Linked DNA regions of Homo sapiens: region 2 is linked to region 1. The links are chromatin loops, found by intact Hi-C in ENCODE. Cell type or tissue: endothelial cell of umbilical vein. All regions are shown on one strand. Each heading gives the region's core, and the rest is flanking DNA. Links, peaks and the distances in the headings are about the cores only.

Region 1 (6,925 bases), core at 842-5,841:
TCAGATGTGCATGGACAGCAGAGGAAGCCATACATACAAATCGCCAATTAAAATAAAGTTAAATAATGCAATAATAAAAATACTTATTATTATTACTATATTAAGTGCTTACCATGTATCAAATATTATCTCCATTTATAGAACAGGAAACTGGGGCTTAAAGAGGTCATATAACGGTGGACGGTGAGCAGGAAAAAAAAAAATTTAAGAAAAAAATTTATGGCTGGGCTTGGCGGCTCACGCCTGTGATCCCAGCACTTTGGGAGGCCGAGGTGGGTGGATCACTAAGTCAGGAGTTCAAGACCAGCCTGGCCAAGATGGTGAAACCAGGTCTCTACTAAAAATACAAAAATTGCCGAGCGCGGTGACTCAAGCCTGTAATCCCAGCACTTTGGGAGGCCAAGGTGAGTGGATCATGAGGTCAGGAGATGGAGACCATCCTGGCTAACACGGTGAAACCCCGTCTCTACTAAAAATACAAAAATTAGCCGGGCGTGGTGGTGGGCGCCTATAGTCCCAGTTACTCTGGAGGCTGAGGCAGGAGAATGGCAGGTGAACCCAGGAGGCGGAGGAGCTTGCAGTGAGCCGAGATCATGCCACTGGCCTCCAGCCTGGGCAACAGAGCCAGCCTCTGTCTCAAAAAAAAAAAAAAACAAAAAAACAAAAATTAGCTAGACATGGTGGCAGGTGCCTGTAATCCCAGCTACTCGGGAGGCTGAGGCAGAGAATTGCTTGAACCCGGGAGGCGGAGGTTGCAGTGAGCCAAGATTGCACCACTGCATTCCAGCCTGAGCAACAGAGTGAGACTGTCTCAAAAAAAAAAGGAAAAAAAAAGAAAAAAATTTACCTAGTTAATAAGTGATAGATTGAAACCCACATTTGCTAACTCCAGAGTCTGGGCTCTTAAATGCAGACATGTATGGTCTCCAGATAGAGTTGAATAGAAGGTGCTTTGGAAGTAGAAAAGAAGAATCTCTTGGCCAGGTGCAGTGGCTCACGCCTGTAATCCCAGACTTTGGAAGCCTGAGGTGGATGGATCATTTGAGGCCAGGATTTCAAGACCAGCCTGGCCAATATGGTGAAATCCCATCTCTACTAAAAATACAAAAATTAGCCAAGCGTGATGGCACATACCTGTAATCCCAGCTACTGGACAGGCTGAGGCATGAGAATTGCTTGAACCCAGAAGGCAGAGTTTGCAATGAGCTGAGATCGTGACACCTCACTCCAGCCTGGGCGACAGAGTGAGACTCTGTCTCAAAAAAAGAAGAAAGAGAAGGAGATGGAGAAGAAGCTCTTGAGGCTGAGTGGCAAGAGACAGTATAGAGTGAGTGAAAGGGGATCAAGAATGACTTTATTGACAAGATGGCAAAAGCAGCTCCTTAAAAAGTAGGAATTTGGGGCTGGGCGCGGTGGCTCACACCTGTAATCCCAGCACTTTGGGAGGCCAAGGCAAGTGGATCACCTGAGGTCAGGAGTTCAAGACCAGCCTGACCAATGTGGTGAAACCCCGTCTCTACTAAAAATACAACAATTAGCCGGGTGTGGTGGCAGGTGCCTGTAATCCCAGCTACTCAGGAGGCTGAGACAGAAGAATTGCTTGAATGCAGAAGGTGGAGCTTGCAGTGAGCCAAGATCGTGCCACTGTACTCCAGCCTGGGCAACAGAGTGAGACTCTGTCTCAAAATAAAATAAAATAAAATAAAATAGAATAAAAGAAAATAAAGGTAGGAATTTGGTAGACAGCCAAGGAGATAGAAAGGACATTACAGGCAAAAAGGAGAGGAACTTCAAACACATGGGATATGGCTGGCTCACAGAGGGCACATGGAGATGCAGTGAAAGAAGAGGTCATAGAGGTCGCAGGCACATGCCATAAAGCACTTGATGCCTCCTGAGGAGCTGCAGCACCTGGAAGCATGGGAATGCCACCATCATTCTGTCACTAATGTGTGTTATACAAAGGAGGGGGCAGAAACACTAGTTAGGAGGCAATTGTAATAGTCCAGGCAAAAGATGATGAGAGCCTGAGTTAAGAATGAAGTGAAGGGGACACGGTTGAACATATGTAGGAAATAGAATCAACACGGTTTAGTGCTGACTGGATGCCATGGGTAGAGAGGATGGAGGCATCTAGGCTAAGTCCCTGGCTTCTGACTAAGGCAACTGCATGAAGGATGAATTATTCCTTTTAAAGACTGTAGGGACCAGGTGCAGTGGCTCACACCTGTAATCCCAGCACTTTGGGAGGCCGAGGTGGACGGATTACTTGAGGTCAGGAGTTAGAAACAAGCCTGGCCAACATGGTGAAACCCCATCTCTACTAAAAATACAAAAATTAGCTGGGTGTGGTGGCGTGCACCTGTAATCCCAACTACTTGGGAGGCTGAGGTAAGAGAATGGCTTGAACCCAGGAGACAGAGGTTGCAGCGAGCCAAGTTCGCGCCACTGCACTCCAGTCTGGGTGACAAGCGAGACTGCATCTCAAAAAAAAAAAAAAAAAAAAAAAAAAAGACTGTAGGGAGAGGAGCAGATCTAAAATGGAAAATAACAAATTATACATTGAACTTTTTGTGTTTGGGTACCTCTAAGACATCTGGATGGAGATATCTAGCAAATGTCTGCCACTCAGAAGTGATTTATTAATATTTACTAATATAAAATTAATTTAACCCGTCCAAATGTACAATATTATTTTACTAATTCACAAAACATTGTTTTATATAGGCAAAAACAGAGGTATAGATTTAACAGCTTGCACCAGTGGACATAATCATGCAACTAATCCACAACAGATCCTGGTGGTGAATGCTAGGCTGACTCCAAATCTCAGACTCCATTAGACTGTACTGCCTCCATGTGTATACTTCTGCAATAGCAGAAGGAAAATTAAGTCACCTACTTCACTGTTTTAGGCAACTCTGTAGGAATTCAAACATTTGGAGGCCAAAAGCAACCCAATGGAACAGATTCTTAGGTTTATGAAACTGAGAAACTTTTTGGGAGCTCTACCATAGTCTGGTATTTCCCAGAACAAAACCTCAACTAACAATAATAATCTCTGTAGGACAGAAAAAATAGTTTTTTAGGCTGAGAATGGTGGTTCATGCCTTTAATCCCAGTATTTTGCGGGGCCGAGGCAGGAGGATGACTTGAGCCCAGGAGTTCAAAGTTGCAGTGAGCTGTGAATGCGCCACTGCCCTCCAGCCTGAGTGATGGAGCGAGACTTTGACTCTTAAAAGAAAAAATAGTTATTCAATAATCTGAAAGAACTTTATTCTTAGCTTTATTAAGTTATCAAGAAGTAATGGACCAGTCGGGAACAAGGGCTAGAAGTAAAATGTAATTACTTGCTATACCATCTTCCCATAGTCTTTAGTGAAAAGCACTAAAGGCCTGAATTTCTCTAGTATTAATAAAAATGAAAGCACTTTTAAGCATTATAGTCAGCATACTCCTAAGATTAGGGGAAAACACCAAGACAATTATGATCTTTCTAAACTTTGGGGGAGTAGACTCACATAAGTTCTGCAAAATATAATTAGCACTTACCCATTCAGACAAAGAAAGAAATGCACCTCCTTTATTTATTTATTTTTCCTTTATTTTTTATTTATTTATTTTTTTCTGAGATGGAATCTCGCTCCGTCACCCAGGCGGGAGTGCAGTGACATGATCTCGGCTCAGTGTAACCTCCACCTCCCCGGCTCAAGCGATTCTCTTGCCTCAGCTTCCCCAGTAGCTGGGATTACAGGCACCCACCACTATGCCCAGCTAATTTTTTTGTATTTTAATAGAGACAGGGTTTTCACCATGTTGGCCAGGCTGGCTTCGAACTCCTGACCTCAAGTGTTCTGCCAGCCTTGACCTCCCAAACTGCTAGGATTACATGTGTGGGCCACTGTGCCCAACTTTTTTTTTTTTTCAGACGGAGTCTTGCTCTGTTGCCCAGGCTGGAGTGGAGTGGCCCGATCTCGGCTCACTATAACCTCTGTCTCCCAGGTTCAAGTGATTCTCAAGCCTCAGGCTTCCGAGTAGCTGGGATTACAGGCATGCACCATCACACCCAGCTAATTTTGTAGTATTAACAGAGACAGGGTTTTGACATGTTGGCCAGGCTGGTCTCAAACTCCTGACCTCAAGTGATCCATTTACCTTGGCCTCCCAAAGTGTTGGGATTACAGGCATGAGCCACCATGCCCAGCCACCTCCTTTCTTTAAAAACAGACACCACAGAACTCCAAAAGGGGAGAATAATTATGAGAAGGGAAAAGACAGAAATAGAATGCACTGATCTAGGGCTTTAAAAATCAGATACTTTACCTTTTTACACTTGAAAAGGAGAAAGAGGTTGCACAAATTGTAAGTGAGGTAACTGGGATTTGAACCCAAGTACTAAAACCTACCTCTGTCTTCAAATCTCATATTCTTTTTTTCTTATTTTTGTGGGTATATAATAGGTGCATATATTTAATTTCATACCGTTAATCACCCTGTTTTCTGCTTTTCAATTAAGAAGATTAGGCATATTCTTCCAAAACCACAAGTCAAATGTCTGTATGCCTTCCACCAGTCATCATTTGGAGAAGGTGTTTTTCTCAAAAGCAAAATCCTAAGTGAGGGGAAATCTAAGGTACAGGCCACTTACCTTTTCATTCATTCATTCAATCATTAAGTTCTGAGTGCTTACTCTGTGTCAGACACTGTCCCCGTACTACATATATATAGCATGGAAGATGGGGTGGGGAAATGAGCAAATAAATAATACATAGGAAGACTACTGGATAGTTATAAGCGCTAGTGGTAGAAAGGGAGGAGTGGGAAAGCAGAAATTGATAATAATAACCCTGAACTTGAAAACAGAAGCACTAAGTACTAGCTTGGTTTTGCCACACACTAGAGTTTGGTGCTTGGGCAATTCACCTCACTCCCTTAGATCTTAGTTCATCACACATCAAATAAGTCATTTTGAAACATATTGTACTGAGCAGATGTGTTTATATTTGTTCCTTTCCAAAATCCCAGTGAGTAATAGTAAACAAATTAACAACAACAACAACAAAAGAGACTTAAACCCACAAAGACAACAGAAGAAAAGACAACAGTAGACAAGGATGTCAACCACATTTTGGAAGAGACAAGTAATCAAACACATGGCAACTGACAGTGGAAATGAGGAAGCTGAAGCCTCCTGTGGAAAGTCGGAAGCCAAAACAACCCACCAGAGAGAACAAAATGAACTCAGAGCAAACATAGACTAAGCAGGGACTAAAGGAAAACTTCGAAGATAATAATTAATATCATGAAACAAGAAGAGCACAGTGTACAAAGAAAATAATCAGAGAGCAACAACAAAAACAACAAAAAACTGGCTGGGTGTGGTGTTTTACATCTGTAATCCCAGCACTTTGTGAGACCAAAGTGGGAAGATTGCTTGAGCCCAGGAGTTAAAGACCAGCCAGGGCAACATAGAAAGACCCATCTCTAAAACAATAATAATAATAGATCAGCCAGGCATGTTGGCACACACCTGCAGTCCCAGCTACGCTGGGAGGCTGAGGTGGGTGGATCATTTAAGCCCAAAAGCTTGAAGCTGCAGAGAGCTGTGATGGTACCACTGAACTCCTGCCTGGGTGACAGACCCAGACCCTATTAAAAACAAAACAAAACAAAACAAAAAACCACAAACTCTTGGAAATTAAATGATGACAGCAAAAATTAAAAATTCAACTGAAAGATTGGAAGATAAAGTTGAGAAGCTCTATCAAAAAGTAAAACAAGAACACGAAGAGACAGAAAATGGGAGATACAACATAATCATCTACCAAAGTTGCTCTTTTCTTTTTGGAAGGTCTGTGGAGGAGAAAGAGCATTCATCACAGGTTTCCCAGAGAGAAGAGATAAGTCAGTGTACTGCTGACAACATGAGCCAGGGTTAAGGTACCCCTTGGAATTACTGATTTCTAAGATTAATAAAGTAGTTCTGTTTAAAAAAAGAAAATAGGAGATAATAAGAAAATTAGAATATATATATATCCAAAAAATATTACATTCAACTTTTAGGCATTTAGAGACAATAATAAGAAATGGGGCCAGGTGTGGTGGCTCATGCCTGTAATCCCAGCACTTAGGGAGGCCGAGGCCGGTGGATCACCTGAGGTCAGGAGTTTGAGACCAGCCTGACTAACATGGTGAAACCCCGTCTCTACTAAAAATACAAAAATTGGCCGGGCGTAGTAGCGGGCACCTGTAATCCCAGCTACTCAGGAGGCTGAGGCAGAATTGCTTGAACCTAGGAGGCGGAGGTTGCAGTAAGCTAAGATCGCGCCATTGCACTCCAGCCTAGGCGACAGAGCCAGACTCCGTCTCAAAAAAAAAAAAAAAAGAAAAAGGATAAGAAATGGGTCCAGTCACGGTGGCTCACACATGTAATCCCAGCACTTTGGGAGGCTGAGGCAAGAGGATCACTTGAGCCCAGGAGTTCAAGACCAGTCTGGGCAACATGTAGAAACCCCATCTCTACAAAAAAAAAAAAAAAAATTACCCAGGTGTGGTGGTGCACACCTGTGATTCCAGCTACTCAGGAGGCTGAGTTGGAAGGATTGCTTGAGCCCAGGAGATTGAGGCTGCAGTAAGCTATAATCACACCACTGCACTCCAGCCTGGGCAACAGAGTGAGACCCTGTCACAAGAAGAAGAACAAAAAAATAAATAAATAAAAGGAAATTCTCAAAGAAACAACAATACAAAACTTCCCAGAATTTAAAAGTGAGAGTCTCCGTGATAAAAGAGCCCACAATTAAAAAGAAAGGCACACATTGTAAAATTTTGTGAAAATTTTTAAAAGGATCCTAAAAGCTTCCAGAGAGGAAAAAAAGCAAGTAGATCACAAACATGTAAGAATGAGAATGGCAATGAAATTTTC
Region 2 (6,925 bases), core at 681-5,680, 200 kb before region 1:
TCCATATCACTAAGGTCCAGGACGAAGAGGAGAAATAAATTAATGCAGAAAAAAATTTGAAAAAATAATGGCCAAAAATATCCCAAATTTGTTGAAGGACATGGATTTGCAGATTTAAAAGCTCAGTGGACCTCAAACAGAGTAACTCAAAGAAAACCACAGCCAGATGGGTGGGGGGCAGGGGTGGTGAGGAAGAAAGAAAACCACAGTCAGACACATCATGACTTAAAACTGCTGAAACCCAAAAATAAAAGAAAAAGCTTGCAAGCAGCTAGAGACAAATAAAACACCACATATACGGCATGACAAATTGAATGCTTGTAGATCTCTTTTAAGAAACCATGATGGCAGGGCGCGGTGGCTCATGCCTGTAATCCCAGCACTTTGGGAGGCCAAGGCAGGCAGATCACGAGGTCAGGAGATCGAGACCATCCTGGCCAACATGGTAAAACCCTGTCTCTACAAAAATACAAAAATTAGCTAGATGTGGTGGCATGCGCCTGTAGTCCCAGCTACTCAGGAGGCTGAGGCAGGAGAATTGCTTGAACCCAGGAGACAGAGGCTGCAGTGAGCCGAGATCGAGCCACTGCACTCCAGCCTGGGTGACGGCGAGACTCTGTCTCAAAATAAATAAATAAATAAATAAAATAAAAATAAAAATAAACCATGATGGTCAGAAGACAGTGGAACATTTTTAAAGTGCTGAGAGAGAATAATGGCCAACCACAATTCTATATTTAGTGAAAATATTCTTCAAGGATGAGGTCAGATAAAGACGTTTTGAGATGAAGGAAAACTAAGGGAATTTGTTGGCAGCAGACCTACTCTAAAAGGGAAGATAAAGGAAGTTCTTCAGGTGGAAGAGAAAAGATACCAGAGGAATAATTGGAATGAAGAAAAAGCAATAGAAATGGTAAATATCTGAATAAATAGACTATTTTTCTCTTAAGTTCCTTAAAACATGTCTGACTATTGAAAGTAAAATTATAACATTATGTTTTCTGGGGGGGTTCAGTTTATATAGTTGCAAACATATGACAACTTTAATGTAACTTTACATTTCACTCAAAGTGGTAAAATATTAACTCTAAGTAGATTGTTAAAAGTGCATATTGCAATTCCCAGAGCAATTATTTAAAAATATATAGCCCAAAAAATAGACAGATTTATAGGGCATACACAAGAGAGTGGAAACAGAAAAAAATACCCAGAAGGAACGACAGAAAACAAATAATAAAATGATAATACTAAATATAACCATATTAATAGTTACATTAAATATAAATGGTCTAAAGAGAGATTGTCAACATAAGTAAAAGATTGAATGAAGGTTGGTTTACTTCTGGCTTACCCTTTTTCTTAGGGTACACTTTTGAGGGTCCCAAAAGCTATGGAGCTTACCATGATTTCCCTTCTTAGGGGACTCTGAATTCAAATATTTATTCCCTTAGTTCCTAATGGTGATCTAAACCACTGCTCACCCTCTCAGTCACTTCTTCAGAATCTAGAGACTAATGGGGAAAAAACAGTCCCAAATGCTGAGTTGACTTCTTGTGTTTCCTTTTCCTCCATGATTCTATCTCTGTAATTATTTACTCCCTTCTTAGCTCCTGAGGCCTTCAAGCAGATTTTTAAAAAAATTTTGTCTAGCTTTTTTTTTTTTTGCTGTTTTCAGAATAAAGGTTGGGTTGGGTTATCCACTTTCTATATATTTAAAATCCTAGAAGAAATGAAAGATTTTAAGAGAAAATATAAATTATTCAAATTGATTCATGAGTAGAAAATCTAAATAATTTATCAACCATATAATTACCCAAGATCTATCCCTAATCACTGTAGTCCACCAAGACAATTTTACCAATGAGTTCTACCAAATCCTCAAGAAAAGATAATTCCAATATTACATAAAATATGACATAATGTTACATAAATATTACAAACTATAAGGAAAAATTGAAATCTACCCAATCCAATTCATAAGACCAGCATGATGCATGATCCTATTACCAAATCTAGACTGAACAAGGAAGGCACAAAAAGAGAAAATTAAAAAACAATTCCACTTATGAATACAGATGCAAACCTTCTAAATAAGATAGTAAGCTGACTCTGATACTATAATGAAAGAATATGTTGTGATCAAGTAGGATATACCCCAGGAATATCCATAGTTTAATTAATTACCAGGTCAAATGAGAATAAAACTTTATGAGGATCTCAATAGATGCTAGAAAAGTGTTTGATAAAGAAAAAAAAATCCAAATTTTTTAAATTAACAAATTCAGAATAGAAGGAAAACTTTCTTTACCAGATAAAGACTATCCACCAGAAACTTATGTCAAATATCATACTTAGTGGGGAAACTGTATTTGCCTAACATGTGATTGTCCACCTGAAAATTCCAAAGCAACAACTGCCAAACTACTGGAACTGACAAAAAGTTTAGAAATGTGGCTAGACATAAAATAAATATATTATTATAAACGTATTATTGTTATTAAATTAATAGCAATGTTAGTTTTTAAGTTATTTTAAAATATTTTAATTATTTTCAATTAATAGAAAAACATTTCATTTATAATAGCAAAAAGCTATAAAATCTATAGGAATAAATTTAATAAGAAATATCAAAGACCTTTTAAATAAAACTAAACATTTTGCTGAAGCACTTTTTTTTTTTAAATAGACTACAAAATTTAGGAAAATACTTCACATTCATTACTGGAAATATTTGATCTTTTAATGGTGATAATTCTCTTGAAACTAACTTAAAATTCAATGTAATTCAAATCAAAATCCCAAAGGGCTTTTTACAAAATTTGAAAAACTGATTCTAAACTTCATTTGTAAAAGTTAATATGCAAGAGTACTTAAGACAATTTTGACTTCTAACAGGAAGAGCCAGCCTTGTTTACTTGCTAGCATTTCATCTCTATAGCATCAGCTATTTCGACTCTTCCCAGTCAGAAAAAAGGAATGACAAAGATGCTTCTGTTCACATTTTTAAACAAGAAGGTATTGATATATATTTTTTGTTTTAAAAGTATTTTTTAAAAGGAAATGAGAAAGCAATGAATGAGAAAGAGAAAGATGAAAAAGAATACTAACATTTTAGTTAAAAGATGAGAATCATTGTCTTGTTTTGTCTTCTCTCAACCAACTCCCTACTCCCAATACACACACATGCACCGGTCAGTGTTTAGGACTTGGTGGGGGGCAATAAACTCTCAAAAGCTTATCTTATACAGAAGTTGGGGTTCCATAGTATTAGCCCAATGTAACCTAAAAATTATGTTTAAATGTTATCATTTACCTAGATTCTACTATGTTTTGTACTTTGTGTGTATTTTTATATTCACCATTTCTACTTCTTCCATTACTTTCTGAGATAGGTAGCATTATTTCTATATTTAGATGAGAAAAGTGTGGCTCATGGAGTTTAATTTACTTGTGTTAGGTCAAACACTAATAAGTGGCTTGCTCAGGATTAATTAATTGTTGCCAAAGTCCATCTTTTTCCACTATGCCCTATTGCCTCTGTTCTGAGGAAGAAGCTATGGAAAGAATTCCTTTGGCAACTCTCAGAGAATAGGATACGTGTCACTAGGAAGATTTTCTAGCCAAGATCTTGGTGCCTGTGATGACTCATGTTTAGATCATGTTCCTTGAGAGTAGGGAAAGATAGGAAAGATATCTGTAAGCAGCTGGTTTTAGCATCTGAGAGTTGTAAATAAAGTTCTTAAGGAAACCATCCAATGATATTACATTGTAGGGAAACTTAGAGGTCATAGAAGCACTTATTCCTCTCCACAGCTAAAATTTCAACCCTTGCTGATATTTCCTTTCCACTTCCAGCCTTAATGATGGCTAAAGTGTCTATCACTAAACAGACATTAGAAAGATTCTGAGAGATTCAGAAGGCTTCTGATTCCAGCACCCCTGAGCCCACCCTTTTTCAAGTAACTGCACTACTAGAAGCTGAATCTTTAGTAAAAAAATACCTGGATATCCAGCCAGGACAAGTGTCAATACATTTTCCAGCCTATAAAAGAGAAACCTGGTCATGGGTAGCCACACAATTAAACACTTCCAATTATATATGTGTGGAATGGGATACAGTCTTTGGGCCACAGACAAAAGGAACCATATTTTGCTTTTTTTTCCCCCACCCGAGAGCTGTGAAGACAGATTCCATAAAGAAATCCAATTTAATAGAGTTGCCACTTGGAAACACATTGGTCTAAACATCAGGGGATCTGGCTTGTCACCCCAGCATTGCCACGAACAAAACATGGGTAGTTGTGTAACTTCTCTAACCCTGTCCCCCACCCCTATAAAATCTCACTGTTGAACCTAGTATCTTTGAAATCTCCTCTAGCTGGAACAGTCTGGAAACCTTATTGGAGGTCTGGTAGGAGACAATTACTCCCTGTGCTTGAAATTAAGCCCACATATTGTGGAGGTATCTCTCCTACTCTCTATTGAAACTTGTGCCTACATCATGTAGTCTAGTTTAAGTACCACTGGGTGATGTCCAGTGTGAAGCATTCATTTAAAAAGGCTCCACGCTTTCTATAAGACAAAAAGTTCTACCACATTAAAAGAGGCAGCGATAGACCTCACTCTTTCTCTTCTTTTCCCCTCGATTTCTTCATCAACCTCAATAACACAAATATGGCTACAGAGACCTTGATCTCAAGTATTTTATAGTCATAGAACAGTAAGATTAGGCTGGGCACAGTGGCTCATGCCTGTAATCCCAGCACTTTGGAATGCTGAGGAGGGCAGATCACTTGAGCTCAGGAATTTAAGATCAGCCTGGGAAACATGGCGAAACCCCATCTCTACAAAAATTACAAAAATTAGCTGAGTCTGGTGGCACACGCCTGTCGTCCCAGCTACTCTGGAGGCTGAGGTGGAAGGATCACTTGAGCGCAGGAGGTCAAGGTTGCAGTGAGCCATGATCATGCCACTGCACTCCAGCCTGGGTGACAAAGTGACCCTGTCTCAAAAAAACCCAAAAAACTAAAAGTTATGAAGTAGTTAGGTGTGGTGGTGTGTAACTATAGTCCCAGCTACTCAGGAGGCTGAGGCAGGAGAACAGCTCAAGCCCAGGAGTTTGAATCCAGCCTAGCCAACATAGCAAAACCCTGTCTCTTAAAAAAAAAAAGTTATGAAATATGACCAAGAAGTTTTTATTAATGAAAGAGGTCGGTGTTGATGATGAAAGAATGATTTCATAAACATGGCTAGAATCTAATATCACTTAGCCAAAGAGCCCTGATAGCTTCAAGGAAACTCCAGCCAAACAAAATTTGAATAAATTTGTCTCTTCCCAGAAAATATAAGACACTATAATGAAGGGTTATAATAATTTACAATTAAATAGTATTGTAACTTAGAACAACTCATATTTCAAGGCTGAGTTTTTGTTTTGTTTTGTTTTGTTTTTTGTTTCTGTTTTGTTTGAGACAGAGTCTCGCTCTGTCGCCAAGCTGGCGTGCAGTGGCACAATCTCAGCTCACTGCAACCTCCGCCTCCCGCGGGTTCAAGCAATTCCCCAGCTTCAGCCTCCCGAGTACCTGGGACTACAGCTGCGCACCACCACACCCAGCTAATTTTTTGTATTTCAGTAAAGATGGGGTTTCACTATGTTGGACAGGATGGTCTCGATCTGACCTTGTGATCCACCCGCCTCGGCCTCCCAAAGTGCTGGCATTACACACATGAGCCACCGCACCCGGCTGGTTGAGTTCTTTTTTGATTGGCACCCAGATTAACAACAACAACAACAACAAAAAACTCTTCTGGTATGTCTTTTTCAAATCATCATAAATAATATTCAAAAGAACATTAGCCAGCTTTGAAGTGCAAATCAAAAATGATGCTTATCTAAATATATGTCCTGCTGTCAGGTAATAATACGTCATTTTCTACCAGCAGAGATATACCTTCATTCTTATCTCCACAGATAAGTGTCCATGTGGTTTGTACAGCTAGGTCTGAAGAATTGGGCTTGCTTTACCTTTTCACTGCAGATAAAAAGGATGTCCTTTGATTTCAGAGAATTAATTGCAGATTAAATACAGCCTCAGCTGAAAGTTCACATCAGCCATTGTGGCATCAGAATAAACATATCTATGACACTGAAAATACTAGGAAAAGATGAAAAAGACAAGATGAAACCACATACAGAGGTCTTCAAGGGAAATACATTTATTTCACTATGTACATCTTTCTCAGGAGCAGAATGCTGTATGGCTCAGAGACTAATCATTAGTCGTATTACATGTCTGAGATGTGCCCTTTCTTTTTTAAAAAATTTTTTAATTAAAAAAAATAGAGATGAGGTCTCACTATGTTGCCCAGGCTGGTCTTGAACTCCTGAACTCAAGCAATCCTCCCAGCTGGACCTTCCAAAGTGCTAGGATTACAGACGTGAGCCCCCATTCCTGGCCTGTGATTTTTTTTTTTTTTTTTTTTTTTTTTTTTTTTGAGACAGAGTCTCGCTCTGTTGCCCACGCTGGAGTGCAGTGGCGCGATCTCGGCTCACTGCAAGCTCCGCCTCCCGGGTTCACGCCATTCTCCTGCCTCAACCTCCCAAGTAGCTGGGACTACAGGTGCCCGCCACCGCGCCCGGCTAATTTTTTGTATTTTTAGTAGAGACGGGGTTTCACCGTGTTAGCCAGGATGGTCTCAATCTCGTAACCTCGTGATCTGCCAGCCTCGGCCTCCCAATGTACTGGGATAACAGGCGTGAGCCACCGCGAGTGTCATTCAAAATGAACTGGTCTGAAACCATGCTTAAAGCCAGTGACATATGGTATAATTCAAAATGTGTCTCAGGTTGGCAGTCTCTCAAATTGCATGTGACTGTCTCTCATTTCCAAAATCAAGATAGTATGATGCATGAGATCAAATCCAA

Evidence for each region. A loop is a pair of places that touch in the nucleus more often than their neighbours do. Peaks named below come from ENCODE experiments on the same cell type or tissue, not always from the same donor. Only the 100,000 strongest peaks of a DNase experiment are listed, where the experiment ranks them.
Region 2: it touches region 1 in a loop (2.8-fold over the local background); 5 of 110 quality-filtered maps call a loop at or near these places.

The regions. Positions count from the first base shown.
Region 1 is chr11:107,895,622-107,902,546 of GRCh38, forward strand. No RefSeq gene overlaps it. Among named protein-coding and RNA genes, the nearest start is that of RAB39A, 29 kb to the right of the region's middle. In endothelial cell of umbilical vein, for the core only: a CTCF peak has its summit at 2,867; a DNase peak (open chromatin) is centred at 2,840; H3K27me3 peaks cover 456 bases.
Region 2 is chr11:107,692,698-107,699,622 of GRCh38, forward strand. No RefSeq gene overlaps it. Among named protein-coding and RNA genes, the nearest start is that of SLN, 16 kb to the right of the region's middle. In endothelial cell of umbilical vein, for the core only: no CTCF peak of the experiment used is centred there; a DNase peak (open chromatin) is centred at 3,614; H3K27ac peaks cover 592 bases.